3 separate regions of the Homo sapiens genome follow, and all the other regions are linked to region 3. The links are chromatin loops, found by intact Hi-C in ENCODE. Cell type or tissue: mammary epithelial cell. All regions are shown on one strand.

Region 1 (8,000 bases), 1.1 Mb before region 3:
ATGTATTTTTATATTGTCAATCTCTTAAAAAGTTGTAGTTACTAATTTTTGGTAGGTTTGTCTTTTAGTCTTCCTACTAAATATCAGTATTTTACACACTGCAATTATAGTTTTAAAGTATTCCATATTTGTCTGTGTACTTATTATTATCAGTGATTTAGTTTTATACCTTTAGAGGATTTCTTATTGTTTATTCACATCTTTTTCTTTCAGATTGAAGAATTCCCTTTAGTATTTTTTGTAAGACAGATCTGATATTTGACAAAATCTCTCAGCTTTTGTTTTCTGTGAAAGTATTTATTTCTCCTTCATGTTTGAAGGATAATTTTGCTGGATATATTATTCTAGGTTGAGTTTGTTTTCCTTCAGCACTTTGAATATGTCATTTCACTCTGTCCTAGCTGGTAAGGCTTCTGCTGAGAAGTCTGCTGCCAGACATATCAGAGCTCCTTCATATGTTATTTGCTTCTTTTCTCTTGTGGCTTTTAGGATTCTTTCTTTATCCTTGCCCTTTGAGAGTCTGATTATTATATACCTTGAAATCATCTTTTTTGGGTTGAATCTTATTGGTATTCTGTGACCTTCTTGTACCTGGGTATTCTTATCTTTCTCTGTGTTTGAAAAGTTCCCTGTTATTATTTCTTTTTTTTATTTATTATTATTATACTTTAAATTTTAGGGTACATGTGCACAATGTGCCGGTTAGTTACATATGTATACATGTGCCATGCTGGTGCACTGCACCCACTAACTCGTCATCTAGCATTAGGTATATCTCCCAATGCCATCCCTCCCCCCTCCCCCCACCCCACAACAGTCCCCAGAGTGTGATGTTCCCCTTCCTGTGTCCATGTGTTCTCATTGTTCAATTCCCACCTATGAGTGAGAATATGCGGTGTTTGGTTTTTTGTTCTTGTGATAGTTTACTGAGAATGATGATTTCCAATTTCATCCGTGTCCCTACAAAAGACATGAACTCATCATTTTTTATGGCTGCATAGTATTCCATGGTGTATATGTGCCACATTTTCTTAATCCAGTCTATCATTGTTGGACATTTGGGTTGGTTCCAAGTCTTTGCTATTGTGAATAATGCCGCAATAAACATACGTGTGCATGTGTCTTTATAGCAGCATGATTTATAGTCTTTTGGGTATATACCCAGTAATGGGATGGCTGGGTCAAATGGTATTTCTAGTTCTAGATCCCTGAGGAATCGCCACACTGACTTCCACAATGGTTGAACTAGTTTACAGTCCTACCAACAGTGTAAAAGTGTTCCTATTTCTCCACATCCTCTCCAGCACCTGTTGTTTCCTGACTTTTGAATGATTGCCATTCTAACTGGTGTGAGATGGTATCTCACTGTGGTTTTGATTTGCATTTCTCTGATGGCCAGTGATGGTAAGCATTTTTTCATGTGTTTTTTGGCTGCATAAATGTCTTCTTTTGAGAAGTGTCTGTTCATGTCCTTTGCCCACTTTTTGATGGGGTTGTTTGTTTTTTTCTTGTAAATTTGTTTGAGTTCATTGTAGATTCTGGATATTAGCCCTTTGTCAGATGAGTAGGTTGCGAAAATTTTCTCCCATTTTGTAGGTTGCCTGTTCACTCTGATGGTAGTTTCTTTTGCTGTGCAGAAACTCTTGAGTTTAATTAGATCCCATTTGTCAATTTTGGCTTTTGTTGCCATTGCTTTTGGTGTTTTAGACATGAAGTCCTTGCCCATGCCTATGTCCTGAATGGTAATGCCTAGGTTTTCTTCTAGGGTTTTTATGGTTTTAGGTCTAACGTTTAAGTCTTTAATCCATCTTGAATTGATTTTTGTATAAGGTGTAAGGAAGGGATCCAGTTTCAGCTTTCTACATATGGCTAGCCAGTTTTCCCAGCACCATTTATTAAATAGGGAATCCTTTCCCCATTTCTTGTTTTTGTCAGGTTTGTCAAAGATCAGATAGTTGTAGATATGTGGCATTATTTCTGAGGGCTCTGTTCTGTTCCATTGATGTATATCTCTGTTTTGGTACCAGTACCATGCTGTTTTGGTTACTGTAGCCTTGTAGTATAGTTTGAAGTCAGGTAGTGTGATGATACCAAAGTCGGGCAGAGACACAATCAAAAAAGAGAATTTTAGACCAATATCCTTGATGAACATTGATGCAAAAATCCTCAATAAAATACTGGCAAACCGAATCCGGCAGCACATCAAAAAGCTTAGCCACCATGATCAAGTGGGCTTCATCCCTGGGATGCAAGGCTGGTTCAATATACGCAAATCAGTAAATGTAGTCCAGCATATAAACAGAACCAAAGACAAAAACCACATGATTATCTCAATAGATGCAGAAAAGGCCTTTGACAAAATTCAACAGCCCTTCATGGTAAAAACTCTCAATAAATTAGGTATTGATGGGATGTATTTCAAAATAATAAGAGCTATCTATGACAAACCCACAGCCAATATCATACTGAATGGGCAAAAACTGGAAGCATTCCCTTTGAAAACTGGCACAAGACAGGGATGCCGTCTCTCACCACTCCTATTCAACATAGTGTTGGAAGTTCTGGCCAGGGCAATTAGGCAGGAGAAGGAAATAAAGGGTATTCAATTAGGAAAAGAGGAAGTCACATTGTCCCTGTTTGCAGATGACATGATTGTATATCTAGAAAACCCCATCGTCTCAGCCTAAAATCTCCTTAAGCTGATAAGCAACTTCCACAAAGTCTCAGGATACAAAATCAATGTACAAAAATCACAAGCATTCTTATACACCAACAACAGACAAACAGAGAGCCAAATCATGAGTGAACTCCCATTCACAATTGCTTCAAAGAGAATAAAATACCTAGGAATCCAACTTACAAGGGATGTGAAGGACCTCTTCAAGGAGAACTACAAACTACTGCTCAAGGAAATAAAAGAGGATACAAACAAGTGGAAGAACATTCCATGCTCATGGGTAGGAAGAATCAATATCGTGAAAATGGCCATACTGCCCAAGGTAATTTACAGATTCAATGCCATCCCCATCAAGCACCCAATGACTTTCTTCACAGAATTGGAAAAAACTACTTTAAAGTTCATATGGAACTAAAAAAGAGCCCGCATCGCCAAGTCAATCCTAAGCCCTGTTACTATTTCTCTGAATAAACTTCTCTCTCTCTGTCTCTGTCTCTGTCTCTCTCTCTCTCTCCTTCCTCTTTAAGGCCAACAACTCTTAGATTTGACCCTTTGAGGCTGTTTTCTAGATCTTGTAGGTATGCTTTCTTCTCTTTTCTGTCTTCTCTGACTGTATTTTCATACAGCCTATCTTCAGGTTTACTAATTCTTTCTTCTGCTTGATCAATTCTGCTCGCTAAAGACTTTGTGTTTATTTTTCAATTTGTCAATTTAATTTTTAAGCTCCCAAATTTCTGCTTGATATTTTAAAAAATCAATTACTCTTTGTTAAATTTCTCTGATAGAATTCTGAATTCCTTGTCTGTGTTATCTTGGAGTTTGTTTAGCTTCCTCAAGACGGCTATTTTGAATTCCCTGTCTGAAAATTCGTATATCTCTGTCACTCTTTAGTCTGTTTGGTGAGGTCATGTTTTCTTGGATGCTCTTGATCTTTGTGGACATTAATTGATGTCTAGGCATTGAAGAGCTAGGTGTTTATTACAATGTTTGCAGTTTGGACTTGTTTGCACCCACCCATATTAGGAAGGCTTTCCAAGTATTCAAAGCGAATTGAGTGTTGTGATCTAAGATTTTGGTCAGTGCAGCCATATCTACATTAGGGCGCACCCCAAGCCCAGTAACGCTGTGACTCTACAAGAGTCACAGAGGTGCCTCTGTGACAAGAGTCACAGAGACTCCTAGTGGTACCGCTTTGGTGGTGGTTTGGATAAGATCTGAGAGAATTCACTGGATTATCAGGCAGAGACTCCTGTTCTCTTCCCTTGCTTTCCCCCAAACAAATGAAGTCCCTGTGCTGAACTGCCTGGGGTTGGGGAAGGGGTGTCAAAAGCACACCTATAGCCACCATGACTGGGACCCTGTTGGGTCCAACTTATAACCAGCCCAGGACTGGGTCTTGCTAAAGGTCTGTGGTCACTATTGCCTGGCTAAAGCTGATGTTTATCAAGGGCCAAGGGCACTTTAGTCAGGAGGTGATGAGTCTAGCCAGGCTTGTGTCTTTCCCTTCAGGTTAGCAAGTTCTCCTCTGGCCCAGGGTCGGTGTATAAATGCTGTTCAGGAGCTAGGGCCTAGAGTCAGGAGCTTTAGGGCTCTTCTTGATGTTTATTTTACTGTGGCTAAGCTAGTACCCAACTTCTAAGACTTAAGTCCTCTGTATTCTTCCCTCTCTTTTCCCCAAGTAGGAATCTCTCCCCAAGCTGCACTGCCAAGAGTTCTGGGAGGGGTGACATGAGTAATCTCTTAGCTGCCACAGCTGGTGTTACACTTGGTCACATGCACCCCAAGTCCCATTGCCTCTGAGATTAGTGCAGCACCAGGCCTTGCCCAAGGACTGTAGTCCTTTGGGCAGATGGCCACTCAGTTTTATTCTCTTACCTGCCACAGCTGGTATAACACTGGGTCACATGCACCCCAAGTCTTATTGCCTCTGAGACTAGTGCAGCACCAGGCCTTGCCCAAGGACAGTAGTCCTTTTCGCCAGATGGCCACTCAGTTTTATTCCAGGCCCTAGGTCACTTTAGTCAGCCAGTGGTGGAACCAGCTGTGATCTGGGTTCCTCCTGCTGGGGCTGAGAGTTTCCCTCCGGCCCAGGGCTGGTCTAAATGTTTCCTGTCGATACCAGCAAAGCTCTCTGCCTTGCATTGTGTTTTGCTATGACAGGTAGCACTGAGTTCCAATGCAAAGTTCAACACTGACTTCACTCTGGTTTCCCAAAGCATAGTAATTATCTGGACTGTACTGCCACGAAATGATGGAAGGGTGGTATAGGCAATGCAAGACTGCCTTTCCTACCTTCTTTAATGCCTCTTTCCTTGATATTTTGTTAAAAGCAGGTACAGTAATCACTCACTTTTTTTTTTTTTTGGTTCTTATGAGGATGCTTTCTTGTGTAGATAGTTGTTCAATTTGGTGTTCCTGCAGGGGGGTGATCGCTAGAGAATTTGGCCATGTTGCTATGCCTCTTTTGTCTGTCTAATACATAAGCTCTTTATTTTCATTTTTTATATTTTTAGACAGTCTTGTTCTGTCGCCCAGGCTGGAGTGCAGTGGCATGATCTCGGTTCACTGCAACCTCTGCCTCCCGGGTTCAAGCAATTCTCCTACCTCAGCCTCCCAAGTAGCTTGGGTTATAGGTGCATGCCACCACACCCAGGTTGTTTCTGTATTTTTAGTAGAGCGGGGTTTCACTATGTTGGCCAGGCTGGTCTCGAACTCCTGACCTCGAGATCCGCCTGCCTTGGCCTCCCAAAGTACTGGGATTACAGGCGTGAGCCACCATGCCTGGCCCTGGTATTTAATACTGAAGCAACCATACGACCAAGCAGCAGGTATATACCATGGGATATATACCTGGGGGTTTATTGTTGTGTGCTGAGAAAGAATTCAGGACACGGACACATGTGGGTGGGTTAAGGAGTGGAAATGATAGACACAAGAAAGGGGAGAGGAGAGAAGCGGACTGCAGCAAATTTTATAGGCAGGCTGGAGACGATGGTGTCTGATGTATGTAGGGCTCACAGATTGGTTCTATCAGATATGATGTCTACATAGTGCACAGGGAAGGCTGGTGGCCCCACCCTAATATTATTATGCAAATGGACTTTCCAGTTGATCAGTGCCATCTTGTCTGCTCTTTACTATACTCTTGGCTGACAAAGAAGAAGGAAGATGAAGCCGCCATTTTGAACATGTCTAGTCCCTAGTTGCTGCTGGCCTTGACCCAGGCAAGCTCCCAGCTTGCTTATCTGTGTCTGCAGCCTGATTTTACAGGCTGATTTTACAGAAAATGATGTGGGGCTGCTTTTCATTAAAAAAAAAAAAAAAAAAAGAAAAGCCTTACCGAGGGCTCTCATGCTCTTGCTATTAGCCTAAGTAATTCCTTCTTAACTCCTATATCAATACTATCAGATTTAAAGTGATATTTTCATTTCAAATTTTAAATTTTAAAAAAAATGAAATTAAGGAAATATCAATTAGATTTAATTTTTTTGGATCAGAAAAGCTTGTTTGTCATAATTGATTTTATTTTATTTTTTATTTTTTTATTTTTTATTATACTTTAAGTTGTAGGGTAGGTTGCCATGTTGGTGTCCTGCACCCATTAACTCGTCATTTACATTAGGTATATCCCCTAATGCTATGCCCTCCCTCCTCCCCCTACCCCACGACAGGCCCCAGCATGTGATGTTCCCCTTCCTGTGTCCATGTGTTCTCATTGTTCAATTCCCACCTATCAGTGAGAACATGCAGTGTTTGTTTTTTTTTCTTTGTGACAGTTTGCTGAGAATGATGGTTTCCAGCTTCATCCATGTCCCTACAAACGACATGAACTCATCCTTTTTTATGGCTGCATAGTATTCCATGGTGTATATGTGCCACATTTTCTTATTCCAGTCTATCATTGATGGACATTTGGGTTGGTTCCAAGTCTTTGCTATTGTGAATAGTGCTGCAGTAAACATACATGTGCATGTGTCTTTATAGCAACATGATTTATAATCCTTTGAGTATATACCCAGTAATGGGATGGCTGGGTCAAATGGTATTTCTAGTTCTAGATCCTTGAGGAATCACCACACTGTCTTCCACAATGGATGAACTAGTTTACAGTCCCACCGACAGTGTAAAAGTGTTCCTATTTCTCCACATCCTCTCCAGCACCTGTTGTTTCCTGACTGTTGAATGATCGGTGTTCTGACTGCTGTGAGATGGTATCTCATTGTGGTTTTGATTTGCATTTCTCTGATGGCCAGTGATGACGAGCATTTTTTCATGTGTCTTTTGGCTGCATAAATGTCTTCTTTTGAGAAGTGTCTGTTCATGTCCTTTGCCCACTTTTTGATGAGGTTGTTTGTTTTTTTCTTGTAAATTTGTTTGAGTTCTTTGTAGATTCTGGATAGTAGCCCTTTGTCAGATGAGTAGGTTGCAAAACTTTTCTCCCATTCTGTAGGTTGCCTGTTCACTCTGATGGTAGTTTCTTTTGCTGTGCAGAAACTCTTGAGTTTAATTAGATCCCATTTGTCAATTGTGGCTTTTGTTGCCATTGCTTTTGCTGTTTTAGACATGCAGTCCTTGCCCATGCCTATGTCCTAAATGGTATTGCCTAGGTTTTCTTCTAGGGTTTTTATGGTTTTAGGTCTAACGTTTAAGTCTTTAATCCATCTTGAATTAATTTTTGTATAAGGTATAAGGAAGGGATCCAGTTTCAGCTTTCTACATATGGCTAGCCAGTTTTCCCAGCACCATTTATTAAATAGGGAATCCTTTCCCCATTTTTTGTTTTTGTCAGGTTTGTCAAAGATCAGATGGTTGTAGATGTGTGGTATTGAGAGGTGACAGCGTGCTGGCAGTCCTCAGAGCCCTCGCTCGCTCTCGGTGCCTCCTCTGCCTGGGCTACCACTTTGGCAGCACTCGAGGAGCCCTTCAGCTCACCGCTGCACTGTGGGAGCCCCTTTCTGGGCTGGCCAAGGCCGGAGCCGGCTCCCTCAGCTTGCAGGGAAGTGTGGAGGGAGAGGCGTGAGTGGGAACCGGGGCTGCACGCGGCACTTGCGGGCCAGCTGGAGTTCCAGCTGGGCATGGGTTTGGCGGGCCCTGCACTTGGAGCAGCCGGCCGGCCCTGCCGGCCCCAGGCAATAAGGGGCTTAGCACCCAGGGCAGCGGCTGCGGAGGGTGTACTGGGTCCCCCAGCAGTGCCAGCCCACCAGTGCTGTGCTTGATTCCTCGCTGGGCCTTAGCTGCCTTCCCGTGAGGCAGGGCTCGGGACCTGCAGCCCACCATGCCTGAGCCTCCCACCCCCTCCGTGGACTCCTGTGTGGCCGGAGCC
Region 2 (8,000 bases), 470 kb before region 3:
ACACACAGAGAGAAGAAAAAAGAAGGGAAGAAGGGAGAGTGAGAAGGAGAAAGGAAGGAAGGAAGAAAGGGAGAGAGGGAGGAAAACACAACTTTGGTTTATAAACACAAAAATGATTTTTAATGGATAAGAATGCTAGTCTCTCTCTTTACATAAAAACATCTGAAACATACTCCTTTGCTTTTGAGATAGCATGATAATCAGGAAGATACAGTTCAGCAGGAAAAAGATTAAGAGAAACTAAGAGTAGTACATAAAGTGAAGAAGGAACATATCCACGGAGAATTGGCTTCTGTCTCAAAAATTTTCCCAAGTTGTACAGATGAGTCAGAACTATAAATTTAATAGTTCAGTAAATTCCAGAACAATGTGAAAATTATACACAGACATGAAAGTAGATGGTGAACAGCAATCCTGCAACACATGCAAGCAGATGAACAGATAGAAGATCTAGCTAGAGTGTGGGAATAAATTTGCATGAAGTATGAACGTTGAAGAGTTTTTCTTCAATATGATTATTGTGTGTGCCTCGACAAATGATTTACTAGTCTCTCATGATTTGATGTGCCATTATGGATAAAGATATTTACAGATAATTTACATCTCTTATGGAAATAATTTCCCTTCTAGTACTTGTGAGTGGGAGCAATATTTGTAAATAACAACAATTAAATATTGAAAGCTATCATTTCTTTTTCCTGAAAATTTAGGACTAAAATTCTATAAATGTCCTCTTATGATAGAAAAATTAGAGTTCTTCATATTATAAATTAAATATTGAGGTTACATGGTAGATAACAATCATAAATTCTGGCTCCCATCTTGGCTTTTTACTTCTGCTTTAAGAATACAGAATTAGTGAACATTCTCGAGTGAGTGACATGGAAGTGATACTTTATCATAAAAATGCTTTATTTATTGTATACACTATTAGAAACTTTGTTATTTATTTTTATTAAAATGTTCTTTCTTTGGTTATTTCCAAGAGCCAACATATCTATTACATTTTTACATTTGGGTTAAGGACCCCTATAGTCGGCTGAGGGTCCATTCTTCCAATGTAAGTGATTCTTATAAATGGAAATGGAAGTTTAGTGTGTGCAAAAGATGTGAAAAATAATATTGCTTCTATGTGCTATACCTACATTTTAACTTTTACTCAACTGAGTGTGTATTTCTGATTCTTCCATTGAGGACATTTTATAACAATCAAAGAATATGAGCAAGCTATAATTGTATATATTCTTTCTTAGAGATAGTCCTGGTTCAGTGTAAGCTGGAAGCTGGTGTTCATTTATATAGATAGTTTATATGGAGGGCATGGGATAGATATGTGAGAAGAATGTTTTCTGAAGATATTGTTTGAGGCAAAATAAAAGGTGGGAGTGGAAGACAGACAGAAATAGAAGGAACAGCATGTACTCCAAGCCTGGATTCTGGGACTTGTTTGACTGTACCAGGAAGAGAGGCATTTTCACCATTTCCATAAGAGCCAGTGTGACTCAGGTTCAGCAAAGAATTGAGGGAACGTAGCAAAGTTTTGTGACTCCTAACCTTCATGCTTTGCTTTGGGTAAAAATGGGCAAAGTATGCCCTGGGAAAGGTAGTGTTATTCTTGGGGAATCCATGGTAAGCAAGGAGACCATGACAAGGTACAAGGGAAGAAAGACCTTGGCAGGAAAGAAGGAGCAGCACTGGGAGGAAACAGAATCCAGGCATTATTGTCGCATAAACTAGTTATTCAGCACCTCCCATGTGCCCAGTGATAAACTAGGGACAAGAGATAAAGCAATGAATACAACATATTAAATGTATGCTCTGAAAGGGTTTATCTCTCCATAAAGGGAGAAGGAATACAGATAAATAAAATGTGTACATACAATATAACATAAAAGTATAAAGAGAGGACTGTGTATTCTTTGATAACATAGAAGGAGCAAGTAGTGTTGGCAAGGATGTGGAGAAAAGGGAACCCTTATACACTGTGAGACTATTAATTGGTACAGCCATTAGGGAAAGTAGTATTAAGGTTCTTCAAAAAATTAAAAAAAGAGCCACTACATGATCCAGCAATCCCACTCCTGGGTACGTATCCAAAGCAAATAACATCACTATCTCAAGATATGTGCACTTCCACATTCACTGCAGCATTATTCACAGTAGCCAAGATATGGAACCCATCTAAGTGTCTGTCAACAGATGAATGAATAAAAATGGAAAACTATTAAATCTTTAAAAAGAAGGAATTCCTATCATTTGCATTAACATGGATGAACCTAGAAGGCATTATGCTACGTTAAATAAGCAGGCACAGAAAGCAAATACTGTATGATCTCACACATATGTCGAATCTAAAGAATCAAAGTTGAGAACAGAGAAGGAGTCAGGTGCTGGATCACAAAGCTGGACAAAGCTTAATAAGGAGGTTGCCTTTATCCACAGGAGAATTAGAAGCCGTTGAATGGTTTTAATGAAAAGAGATGAATTGGTTAGATTTGTATTTTAGAAAGACAACTCTGAATGCAGTTTTGAGAATGTTTTGTGGGGAGGTTAAAAGCAAGAAATCAGGATACAGGATGCTTTAATAAGAGTATAGGAGCAAAATGATGATTCATAAATACTCATGTAACACAAGGAGTCTCACTGAGACTGGATAACCCAGCACCACAGCCACAAGATGCTGGGAGCCACTTCTGCCACTGTCAGTGCTGGAATGACTTCTATTCCATCTCCTGCTTCTGTGGGTCACTCATTCCAGACTCAGAGGCCCTTGGTTTCTGCCCATTTTTGAAGCTTGTTTCTTCAGCCTTCTTATTGACAATGATATTGGAGATTGAGATGAAGAGGAATGAGTAGATTTGAGATAATAGCAAGTGGAGTGAGCATGACTTGGTAATTAGATGGTAGGGAGGAAGAAGAGAAAAAAAAATAAAAGAAAAAGAGGCAGGTTTGGTGTGGCAACTCTGGTTTTGGGCCATGTCAGTGAGTTAAGCATGGAAGGTTTGAGGAAATGCATAGTTGGTTTGGGACACTATAGTCAACCTTCATCATTTCTTTTATCTATCATCTGAATACAAATTAGAGGGGAATCTCTAGATGGAAAGAAAACATAGGAGCAAAGGGGAGCAGATATTCTTTCTCTCAGTTGCTCGTCAGCTAGAGCCTAGGTGAATGACTTGAACTCAGCCGATTGGATGCTGCCCCTGAATCTGGAATTACAGATTATTTGACAGTGTCGAATCCTGGAAGATGTCAAGATATATTAGGATTGAAATGTGGCACTTGCTTTTAAAACAGTGTCTCAACCTCAGCACATTTTGGACTCGGTAATTCTTTATTTTGAGGAACTGTTCTGTCCATTGTGGGATGTTTAGCAGCTTCCTTGGCCTCTACCCACTAGATGCCAGTAGTATGCCTCGGTTGTGACAAAATGTCTTCAGCCATTGCCAAATGTCTCAGGGGAAAAAAAAAATCCCTGATTATTTGTTTGGCAAGAGTAGTTCCAGTGGCACAATTGAGATGGAAGCCAGACAGCAGTAAGCTTAGGAGTGAGGTAGAGAAGAGGGCAACCCTATGGTTACTGCAGATTACTCTTTAAAACTGTTAGATGAAAAGTACAGCTGAGCTATAGAATGGTAGCTTGAAGGGAGAAGAAACATAAGCATGCTTAAATGTGAATGAGGAAGCCAACACACGAGGAGAAGGATGCAGAAGAGGGGATAATTCATACTTCAATGGCCCTAAAAAGATGAGAGGTGCTGCACACTAATAAATGCTACTCAAGTCAGGTCCAAGAACTGGTCTTGATTCATCAACTGTTACTGATTTGTGAGGTGAGGTACAGAAATTGAAAATAAGCATTCAGAAACTTTTATACTAATTTTACACAGTCATTTTGTATTAGTTGAATCTAATAAAAATGTCAGCTTGTATTGATTGAGAATTTTAAAATTTTTGGTTGTTTAAAGATAATTTGAGGAACACTGCTCTAAAGTGCAGGTAGAAAGATTACACTCACATAAGAGTGACAAATACTTCATTCTAAGCCAGGAGAAGGAGAAAAGGGCAGTACAAGAAAAAGAAAGTAGTATTAGTTTCCTTTTTATTTTTTTAAATAAAGACATAATAATTGTAAATATTTTGGAGTAAAGTGAGATGTTTTGATACATATATACATTGTGGGATGATCAAATCCAGGTATTTAGCATTTTTAAAATTGCAAACACTCATTTCTTTGTGGTAAGAACAAAATCCTCTCATAGCTATTTTAAAGTGTAGCATGCAATCTTGTTAACTTTACTCACCCTTCTTCTGTCTCTATTTTCTTTGCAAAGTCAGACAAAATATCATCCACTAAAAGTTAGATGGGAAGTGGTTGATTCAATGGTTTAAGAAAATGGAGCACGGAAAAATATGCTGTGAGGTATGGGAGAGTGTCCTGACCAGAGGAACATAGAAAAGTGTCTGGTTATTGAAAACTCATGAGTGGTCAGATCTATGCATTTCCATTGCTGCCAAACAAGATGCCGGGGAAGATTTCCAGAAATAGTTTGGGGAAATGTTTGTAGGGTGGGATGCCATGTGTGAGCAAGTGGGAGACAATGTGCCCAAAATATTTGGTGAATACACGCTAAGGTAACATTAGTTCATAACAGGCTGGTAAGGAGGGGGAAATTTTTAAAGATTATTTTAAATATTTATACTTAAACATATTACACATCAGATTAGTGGATGGTATTCAAATGTTTTATTTTATCAAGCCTTCTGAGAAAGCCATTTTAGACACATTTATAATGTAAAAACTGAAGTCTGAGAGATTAAGTCTTCTTGTAATCATGTAGTAAACTAGAGTAAAATTGGGGCCAGATTTCAATTTCTGATTCCCTATCTTTGACTCTTTTTTAACTCTATAAAAGCATTGAAAAAGACATGTAAAAACTCCCATTATACTGTAACAAAATAAAGACACGTGTTCTTTTCAATAAGAGAGAGTTTCTGGGATGTCTGTGAGTTTTATCAGAATGTTTTTTTTTTCAGATTGCTCATTTTGTCTAGTGTTTCAAATACAAAAGTCCACCTGTGAATCAGCTTTAGAATATTAAGTTCATTGTCTTCTAAGAATGCAGTTTTACAATAGATTTGACTGCTATTCTTCTCGTGTACAGTCAGAAGTACATAATAATGATAATAACACCTTACGTTTATGTACTGCTTCACAGTTTCCGAAGTGCTTTCATGTACATTATCTTATATGAGCTTCGTAATAGTTCAGTGAATATATTTATTGGTGCTTTGTTTTATTCATGACTGACATATTGACATTAGTCATACATATTCTGTTTATTCAGATGGTTAGCTATACAAAGCTTTAATCAGACAAACAGAAAGATACAGAGCAAAGAGCACTAAAATGTTATTTATAATTCTGAATTGCTTAGTTTCCTTTTTTTATTTGGTTAAATCATCAAAAATGTGCCTTTAACCTATTTAGGAATAGCAGTATTTAAATATATAATCTTTATATCTAGTCAGTGCGCTCCAGATCATTAACAGGGTAATGAATGAGTATTTTAAAATTGCAAGCTATTTTAAGGTATTATTTGTGAATTTGTAACAGTAAGTATTTTAATAAGATTGAAAAATCTAAGAAAAATATATTTTGAAATTTTGTTTCTCATTATATAGAAAATCCATATTTATTTAGAAATTTAAAGGAATATAGAATTTAATTAAATGATTGCCTTTTAATATTAGTTACACTACACAAAGATGTTTCATTTGCATTAAAAAGGTGTACAATAATATGCTATAACTCTAAAGTTATTCACAATTTATTCTTTCTTTAAAAATCCAGAAAAAAATAGGGTATCTTGAAAAATAACAGAATATACCAATTTAAAGTTACTCTGTTTTAATTTTTAGGGTATTTAAATATTTATTTTACATAGAAATTAACTTACTAATTTTTCTCCCTTTCTAAAAATTATAGATTTATACTAACAGTTTAAAGAGAAAGTTTTGGATGTATTTATTTATTTATTTTTATCTCATATTTCAGAGGAAAATATTTTTGAGCAGAGTAAACTAAAAATAAAAATCAAATCAATCTCCACATTTCCTTTATTTATTGATGTGTGTGTTATATAGTGTGGTCTCATGGTATTTGCATGACATGTGCAGTATTGAAAAATGGCTAACAAGTACAATGAGAGATGTTGATTTGTCATCAAAATATATCTTTCATATTTGTCACACTGAATATTGTTGCCTATACTCTTAGGCTGTTTTAGAAAGTTATTCTTTCTGTAGAACAGTATGAAAAGTAGAAACACCACTTTTTAAAAAATTGCCTATACATTCTAAATTTTTTTAATTATTAAATTATTTAGACCTCTATCAAAATTGTATTCCAAAATATTATATTATAAAATTAACTCTAGTAAATTGTAGATATATTGGAATAATATTAAACAGAATTTGACACTTTTGGAAATCAGTTGCTTGTGATTGTATCTCATTAATAGGACAATGTATACATTATTTTGCCATTTTGAATTTATTATCAGCGTGGAAAAGAGCTAAATTTTAGTCATTAGTAAAATAGAAAAGCTTTTGATAATCTCTTAGCATCATGCTAATTAGGTTTACTATCCTAGAAAATATATCAACTGAAGGCTGTAGCTAGGCAGCTTAATATCTGCCCCTCAAAATTTGATAGAATAGATATAATAGGTGTCACGAGGCATAACTAATCACCTAATGTAAAAAAACAAATAATGAACTATGTTGTAAATATTCTGAATATACTCTAATTGCTTCTTCCTAACCAAATTCACATTATTATAGAAAATTATAATACATTTGGATAAAATTCCGTAATATATTTCAATTGTACTCATCAACACATTTAGTGAGACATTCTTTTATTATACTTTAAAATTCACATAAATTAATAGGAGTTTTTAAAGAGATTGTGAAAAGTGACAGCACTGTGGAAACATACAATTACACTAAATTTTTATCTTTCCTTTGACAACAAATCTCTCTTGAATCCATTTAGGATTTTAAAACAATCTATCACCTATCTTTGACCATATGGACTAAAATTGATATCCACCAATAGACACTGATGCCTGCAAGTCAACAGCATAAAGAGTGGTAAAGTCAGTGCTGCAAAAGATGAAATGTTTTTAATGTGGTAAGTAGACAAAACTGTTACTGCTTTGTGGGTAATACATATAAAATATAACACTGAGTATTTGAGAAATATATAGATGAGAAAAGTTAGCTACCACCTTTTGTTCTCATTCTTTTATTTAAGCTTTTGCAAAAGGAATAATCCTGTATATTTATATATGTTAATCAAGAGACCACCTTTAAACATCTGGCCAATGTCAAAATTTAAACAATGCAACAATTATTTTGGGGACAAAATTGATTCCATTTCTGTTCTGTTACTTATTGTACTAGCTATAAAAGAACAGATGTTTGACATATATAAATTTATTTTAATAGTTTCATTAGGTCTTTATCTGCAGTTTGTCAGTGTGGCTCTACAGATATATTCAACCATCTGTTCCTTGGACCTGTGTTTCATGTAACTTACAGGAGTGTATTAATTTTATTGGATCAGTCATTAATCAATCAGAAGTTTGTTTGCCCTGCAGTGTTCCCAAAAGACAGACTTCATCAGAAAAAAAAAAAGACACTCACTAGCTTGTTAAATAACCTTTTCATTTTTAATGTAATTTCTCCTATGTAGTTAACAGTCACAGATTTTGAAAAAGCATATTACAGAAGACTTTTTGGTTTCGAAACCAAAATTCATTTACCTCAGAGCTTCCATGAGCATTACTCAGAAATATCCATAGACAGTATTTTTAAGAATTTGTTTTTTTTCTGACAAAAGGAGTGATACAAATTTACATCTATGTTATCACTTTTGCATCTGCTTTTGAAATGATACATTGTGAAACATTTTTAGAATACTATGAATTTGT
Region 3 (8,000 bases):
AGAAGAAAAGAGAGAAAAATCAAATAGACGCAATAAAAAATGATAAAGGGGATATCACCACCGATCCCACAGAAATACAAACTACCATCAGAGAATACTACAAACACCTCTACGCAAATAAACTAGAAAATCTAGAAGAAATGGATAAATTTCTCGACACATACACCCTCCCAAGACTAAACCAAGAAGAAGTTGAATCTCTGAATAGACCAATAACAGGCTCTGAAATTGTGGCAATAATCAACAGCTTACCAACCAAAAAGAGTCCAGGACCAGATGGATTCACAGCCGAATTCTACCAGAGGTACAAGGAGGAACTGGTACCATTCCTTCTGAAACTATCCCAATCAATAGAAAAAGAGGGAATCCTCCCTAACTCATTTTATGAGGCCAGCATCATCCTGATACCAAAGCCGGGCAGAGATACAACCAAAAAAGAGAGTTTTAGACCAATATCCTTGATGAACATTGATGCAAAAATCCTCAATAAAATACTGGCAAAACGAATCCAGCAGCACATCAAAAAGCTTATCCACCATGATCAAGTGGGTTTCATCCCTGGGATGCAAGGCTGGTTCAACATATGCAAATCAATAAATGTAATCCAGCATATAAACAGAACCAAAGACAAAAACCACATGATTATCTCAATAGATGCAGGAAAGGCCTTTGACAAAATTCAACAACCCTTCATGCTAAAAACTCTCAATAAATTAGGTATTGATGGGACGTATCTCAAAATAATAAGAGCTATCTATGACAAACCCACAGCCAATATCATACTGAATGGGCAAAAACTGGAAGCATTCCCTTGGAAAACTGACACAAGACAGGGATGCCCTCTCTCACCACTCCTATTCAACATAGTGTTGGAAGTTCTGGCCAGGGCAATTAGGCAGGAGAAGGAAATAAAGGGTATTCAATTAGGAAAAGAGGAAGTCAAATTGTCCCTGTTGGCAGATGACATGATTGTACATCTAGAAAACCCCATTGTCTCAGCCCAAATCTCCTTAAGCTGATAAGCAACTTCAGCAAAGTCTCAGGATACAAAATCAATGTACAAAAATCACAAGTATTCTTATACACCAATAACAGACAAACAGAGAGCCAAATCAGGAGTGAACTCCCATTCACAATTGCTTCAAAGAGAATAAAATACCTAGGAATCCAACTTACAAGGGACATGAAGGATCTCTTCAAGGAGAACTACAAACCACTGCTCAATGAAATAAAAGAGGATACAAAGAAATGGAAGAACATTCCATGCTCATGGGTAGGAAGAGTCAATATCATGAAAATGGCCATACTGCCCAAGGGAATTTATAGATTCAATGCCATCCCCATCAAGATACCAATGACTTTCTTCACAGAACTGGAAAAAACTACTTTAAAGTTCATATGGAACCAAAAAGCAGCCCGCATCACCAAGTCAATCCTAAGCCAAAAGAACAAAGCTGGAGGCATCACACTACCTGACTTCAAACTATACTACAAGGCTACAGTAAGCAAAACAGCATGATACTGGTAACAAAACAGAGATATAGATCAATGGAACAGAACAGAGCACCCAGAAATAACACCACATATCTACAACTATCTGATCTTTGACAAACCTGAGAAAAACAAACAATGGGGAAAGGATTCCCTATTTAATAAATGGTGCTGGGAAAACTGGCTAGCCATATGTAGAAAGCTGAAACTGGATCCCTTCCTTACACCTTATACAAAAATTAATTCAAGAAGGATTAAAGACTTACATGTTAGACCTAAAACCACAAAAACCCTAGAAGAAAACCTAGGCATTACCATTCAGAACATAGGCATGGGTAAGGACTTCATGTCTAAAACACCAAAAGCAATGGCAACAAAAGCCAAAATTGACAAATGGGATCTAATTAAATTAAAGAGCCTCTGCACAGCAAAAGAAACTACCATCAGAGTGAACAGGCAACCTACAAAATGGGAGAAAATTTTCGCAACCTACTCATCTGACAAAGGGCTAATATCCAGAATCTACGATGAACTCAAACAAATTTATAAGGGAAAAAGCAAACAACCCCATCAAAAAATGGGCAAAGGACATGAACAGACACTTCTCAAAAGAAGACATTTATGCAGCCAAAAAACACATGAAAAAATGCTCACCATCACCGGCCATCAGAGAAATGCAAATTAAAACCACAATGAGATATCATCTCACACCAGTTAGAATGGCGATCATTCAAAAGTCAGGAAACAACAGGTGCTGGAGAGGATGTGGAGAAATAGGAACACTTTTACACTGTTGGTGGGACTGTAAACTAGTTCAACCATTGTGGAAGTCAGTGTGGCGATTTCTCAGAGATCTAGAACTAGAAATACCATTTGACCCAGCCATCCCATTACTGGGTATATACCCAAAAGACTATAAATCATGCTGCTATAAGGACTCATGCACACGTATGTTTATTGCGGCACTATTCACAATAGGAAAGACTTGGAACCAACCCAAATGTCCAACAATGATAGGCTAGATTAAGAAAATGTGGCACATATACACCATGGAATACTATGCAGCCATAAAAAATGATGAGTTCATGTCCTTTGTAGGGACATGGATGAAATTGGAAATCATCATTCTCAGTAAACTATCGCAGGAACAAAAAACCAAACACCACATGTTCTCACTCATAGGTGGGAATTGAACAATGAGAACACATGGACACAGGAAGGGGAACATCACACACCGGGGACTGTTGTGGGGTAGGGTGAAGGGGGTGGGATAGCATTAGGAGATATACCTAATGCTAAATGACGAGTTAATGGGTGCAGCACACCAGCATGGCACATGTATACATATGTAACTAACCTGCACATTGTGCACATGTACCCTAAAACTTAAAGTGTAATAATAATAAAATAAAAAATTTTTTAAAATATATCAGACAAAAAAAAAAAAAGATCACTTGAGCCCAGGAGTTCAAGACTGTGGTGCCCTATAGTCATAATTCCAATTCGAAAATGGTGGCATAGAAACAAGCTGGCTTCGCTCCCTTTTACAGAAAACCAAAAACAAATATATAGCACCAAGATGATCACCAGCAATATCCTAGAACACAAATATGAGGATGAATCAGTTCCTGGAGCCAAAGAGAAGTAAAAAAAACTCCAGCAGACGGTAAGAGAGCCATATATTCATGACAATGACACCCCTCCCTGGAATCTGCCCTGCCCCAAGTATGTGGAAAATGTTGATTGACTCTCAGTTTCCACACTGGAGAAAGTGAGACTGAGGTTGACAGTCAGCTTCTCTACTTTCTTATGTTCCCTGACAGGAGACCTGTCCCTACCTCAAACTGTGGGAAGCATGGTGAGTGCCTAAAAGGAGAAACATCTCTGAGGACAGCCAAAGACAAAGTAGAGAGGCAGGACTAACATCCTGAATGCTAGAAACTGCTCTGTAATTCAGCCAAATGACATGCCAAATCGGAGTGGCTGCTTAGCAGTACCATGCTGTAGGAGGTACATTCCACGGGGCCCCTGAGCACAAATTACAGCCAGCCGTTCCACACTGCCAGGATATCCCCTTTGGGACCTCCCCTATTTCTGATGATCAGTCTCTGATAATTTGCTAGAGCAAAGGCAAACATGGGCTTAAAGTGCCATCTAGTGCTGAAAAGGAGGCACTGACCTAGCGGAAAAAAGTATAAGAAATTCAACAGGTAAATTATGAAGAATCTCTAAGTAAACATAGCCAATAAAAACCAAAACAAGCCAGGCAGAGAAAACTGGAATGAATAACTGTTAAATGCAAAGACATAGATGTACATTCACACACACACACACAAAAAAAAAACAGCGAAAAGGAAACCATGACCTCTCCAAACAGACAAAGCAAGGAACCAGTGACTGACCCTAACAAGACTGTTACATGAGCTCTCTGTCCAATAATTCAAAATAGGAGTTTGAAAGAAACTTAGTGCTCTCCAAGATAACACATAAAAGCAATTTATAAATTTATCAGATAAATTTTACAAGGAGATTGAAATAATAACAAAAGATCAAACAAAAATCTTGGAACTGAGAAACACATTTGCTGAATTCAAAAATTCATTGAAGGCTCTTTACAGCAGAATGTACCAAGCAGAGGAAAGAATCAGTGCTCCCAAAGACAGGCTGTTTAGAAGTACACAGTCACAGGAGAAATAACAAAAAAATAAAGTCAAAAGGAATAAAGACTACCTATAAGATATAGAAAATTACCTCAAAAGACAAAATCTAAGAATTACTAGTATTCAAAAGGCAGCTGAGCAAAAGAACAAGGTAGAACACTTACTCAAAAAATAATAACAGAAAAGTTTCCAAAACTTGAGAAAGAAATAAAAGTTCACGTATAGGAAGGACAGAGAACATCAAATAGGACTACGCCAAGACATATAATAATTAAACTCTCGAAGGCCAAAGACAATGAGAGGATCCTAAAAAGCAGCAGGAGAAAAAAAGCAAACAACATGTAAAGAAATGCCAATCATCTGATGACAGACTTCTCAGTGGAAACCACACAGGCCAGGAGGGAGCAGAATATTTTCAAAGTGTTGAAAAGAAAACAAAAAACAAAAAACAAAAAACAAAACCTGCCATTCAAAAACACTTTATCCAGCAAAGCTATCATTCAAATAAGGAGTCACAAAGTCTTTCCTAGGCAAACAAAAGCTAAGAGAATTCATCACCACCAGACTTACCTCACAAAAAATGGTAAAGGGAACTCTTCAATCTGAACAAAAAAAAAATACTAATGCGAAAAAAGAAAATATTTAAAGGTACAAAATCCACTGGTAAAATTAAGTACAAAATCATCCCCAGAATACTCCAATTCTGTAATTTTAGTGTGCAATCCACCCATAACTCTAGCATGAAGCCTAAAAGATAAATACATATAAAATAATATTAGCTCCAGAAACTTAAGAGATAGGCAATAAAAAATGTAAATTGAGACAACCAAAATCAAAATGTGGGATGATAGAGTCAAAATATAAAGATTGTTTTTAGTTTTTTATTTGTTTGCTTGTTTTTACTCTTTTTTGTGTTATCTAATACAAGTTGTCATCTCTTTAAAATAATTTGTTATATCTATAAGATATTTCACATAAGCTTCATGGTAACCACAATGCAAAAACCTATAATAGATACATTAAAAGTAAAAATCAACAAATTAAAACATACTACAAGTAAAAAAATCAATTAACAACAAAAGATGACAGGAAGAAAGAGAGAGAGGAGCTACAACACAACCAGAAAACAAGCAATGAAATGGCAGTAGTAAGGCCTTACTTATCAATAATAATGCTGAATGTAAATGGACTCAATTTTCCAATTAAAAATATAGAGTGACTAAATGAATAAAAAAGCAAGATCCAACTAAATTCTGCCTATAGGAAACCTCACCTATAAAATCACACCTAGATTGAAAGTGTAGGAAAAAAAAGATATTTCATGTGAATGGAAACCAAAAAGAGCAGCAGTTGCTATACTTACATGAGATAAAATAGATGACCAGAAAAGACTGTAAAAAGAGACAAAGAAGGTCTTATAAAGATAAAAGAGTCAATACAGAATGGAAGATAACAATTGTAAATATCTATGCACTCAACAGCAGAGTACCCAAGTATATAAAGCAAACATTAATATATCTAAAGGGATAGATAGACTGCAATATAATAATATACTAGTAGGAAACTTTAACACCCCTACTCTTAGTAATGAACAGATCATCTAGAAAGAAAATCCAAAAAACCATTGACATTAAACTATACTAAAATAAAAAGGCCTAACTGACATTTACAGAACAGTTGATCCAACTGCTGATGAATATACATTATTTTCATCAGCACATGGGATATTCTCCAGAATAGATGATATTTTAGGCCACAAAACAAGTTTCAACAAGTTCAAAAAGTTAGAAACAAAATCAAATATCTTTCTGACCACAGTGGAATAATACTAGAAATCAATAAAAAGAGGAAGCTCAGATAGTACACAAACACATGGATATTGACATGCTCCTAAATGACCAATATGGTCAGTGAATAAACTAAGAAGAAAATATAAAACTCTTTTGAAACAAATAAAAATGTAAGTACATTTCAAAATCTATGGGATACAGCAAAAGCGTACTAAGAGCAAAGTTTGTAGCAATAAATGCCTATATCAAAAAGAAGTTGAAAAAACTCAAGTAAACTAATGATGCACCTTGAAGGACTAGAAAAGCAAGAACAAAGCAAACATAAAATTAGTAGGAGAAAAGAAATAATAAAGATCAGGACAGAAATAAATAACATTGCAACTAAAAAAAAACAAAATCAATGAAACAAAAAGTTAGATCAAAGAAACAGAAGATGGATGAAACACATAGATTTTTGGAAAAAAAATAGGCAAAACTTTAGCTCAGCTAAGAATAAAAGAGAAGACCCAAATAAATAAAATTAGAAATTAAAAGGGGACATAACCACTGAGATTATAGAAATATAAAGAATTATTACAGACTATTATGAAAAACAGTATACCAATACGTTGAAAAACCTAGAAGAATTGAATGTATTCCTGGACACATATAAACTACCAAAACTAAACCATGAAGAAATAGAAAACCTCAACAAATCAATAAATTGAAGTCATAAGAAAATGTCACCCATCAAAGAAAATCCCAGGACTTGTTGTCTTCACTGCTGAATTCTACCAAATGTTTAAAGGATAACTAATATCAATTCTACTCAAACTCTTCAAAAAAAAAAAAAAAAGTGAGGAGGAATGAATACTTTCAGACTCATTCTGTGAGGCCAGCATTACCCTGATACCAAAACCAGACAAAGACACAACAAAAAGAAAAATACAGGCCAATATCACTGATGAACACAGATGCAAAAGTCCTCAATAAACTACTAGCTAACTGAATTCAGAAATACATTAAAAAGGTCTTTCAATATGATCAAATAGGATTCATCCCAGGGATGCAAGGATGTTTCAACATAGGCAAATCAATAAATATGACACATTGCATTAAAAGAACAAAGAACAAAAACCATATGATCATTTCTGTAGAATGCTGAGAAAGCATTTGATAAAATTTAGCTCCCTGCTTTATGATAAAAACCCTCAACAAAGGAATATACCTTAGAAGGAATATATTCTTCTGTGCAAAAGTAATTGCAGTTTTGCAATTACTTACCTTTAGTTACCTTTAATAGTAGAAACCACAATTACTTTTGCAGCAAATACCCTAAAATAATATAGATATAGCATATATAGTGTGTACATGTATGTATATATAAATACATATGTAAAATATAGTATAGAAGAAATATATCTTAAAATAATAAAGGCCATATATGTGACAAACCCACATCCAGCATCATACTGAATGGGGAAATATTGAAAGCCTTATCTCTAAGATCTCGAATAAGACAAGGATGCCTACCGACTTTCACCACTTTTATTCAACATAATACCAGAAGTTTGGGACAGAACAATTAAAAAGTGGGGAGGGGCATCCAAGTCAGAAAGAGAAGAATTCAAATTAGCCTTGCATACAGGTGGCATGATCTTACATTTGGAAAAATCTGAAGACTCCACCAAGAAATTGTTAGAACTGACCAATGAATTTAGTAAAGTTTCAGGATAAAATAATCAACAAACAAAAATCACTGACATTTATATACACCAACAGCAAATAATCCACAAAAGAAATAATGCAAGCAATCTTAATTACAATAGATACAAAAATATATAATACCCAGGAATCAATTTAACTGGAGATGAAAGATTTATTTTTATAAATAAGTTTTTCCTCTTGGAAAACTATAGAATACTGATAAAAGAAATTGAAAAAAACACAAAAAAATGGAAAGATATGCCCAGCTTATGAAATGGAAGAACTAATATTGCTAAAACAACAATTCTACCCAAAACAATTGCAGATTCTATGTAATCCCTATCAAAATACAAATAACACTCTTCACAGAAAT

Evidence for each region. A loop is a pair of places that touch in the nucleus more often than their neighbours do. Peaks named below come from ENCODE experiments on the same cell type or tissue, not always from the same donor. Only the 100,000 strongest peaks of a DNase experiment are listed, where the experiment ranks them.
Region 1: a loop joins it to region 3, with 22 times the contacts of the local background. A loop is called at or near these places in 6 of 110 quality-filtered maps.
Region 2: it touches region 3 in a loop (20-fold over the local background); 2 of 110 quality-filtered maps call a loop at or near these places.

Annotation. Positions count from the first base shown.
Region 1 is chr5:97,293,464-97,301,463 of GRCh38, forward strand. No RefSeq gene overlaps it. Among named protein-coding and RNA genes, the nearest start is that of RIOK2, 110 kb to the left of the region's middle. RefSeq lists enhancers at 4,283-4,402, 4,443-4,492, 4,503-4,562. In mammary epithelial cell, a CTCF peak has its summit at 3,814; no DNase peak of the experiment used is centred here.
Region 2 is chr5:97,874,370-97,882,369 of GRCh38, forward strand. LINC02234 (long intergenic non-protein coding RNA 2234) reads left to right here. Exons shown (of 3, transcript NR_146299.1): 2 at 7,061-7,198. Among named protein-coding and RNA genes, the nearest start is that of LINC02234, 38 kb to the left of the region's middle. In mammary epithelial cell, a CTCF peak has its summit at 3,385 (motif pointing right); no DNase peak of the experiment used is centred here.
Region 3 is chr5:98,346,248-98,354,247 of GRCh38, forward strand. No RefSeq gene overlaps it. Among named protein-coding and RNA genes, the nearest start is that of LINC01846, 190 kb to the left of the region's middle. RefSeq lists a silencer at 3,398-3,692. In mammary epithelial cell, a CTCF peak has its summit at 3,646 (motif pointing left); a DNase peak (open chromatin) is centred at 3,264; H3K27ac peaks cover 564 bases.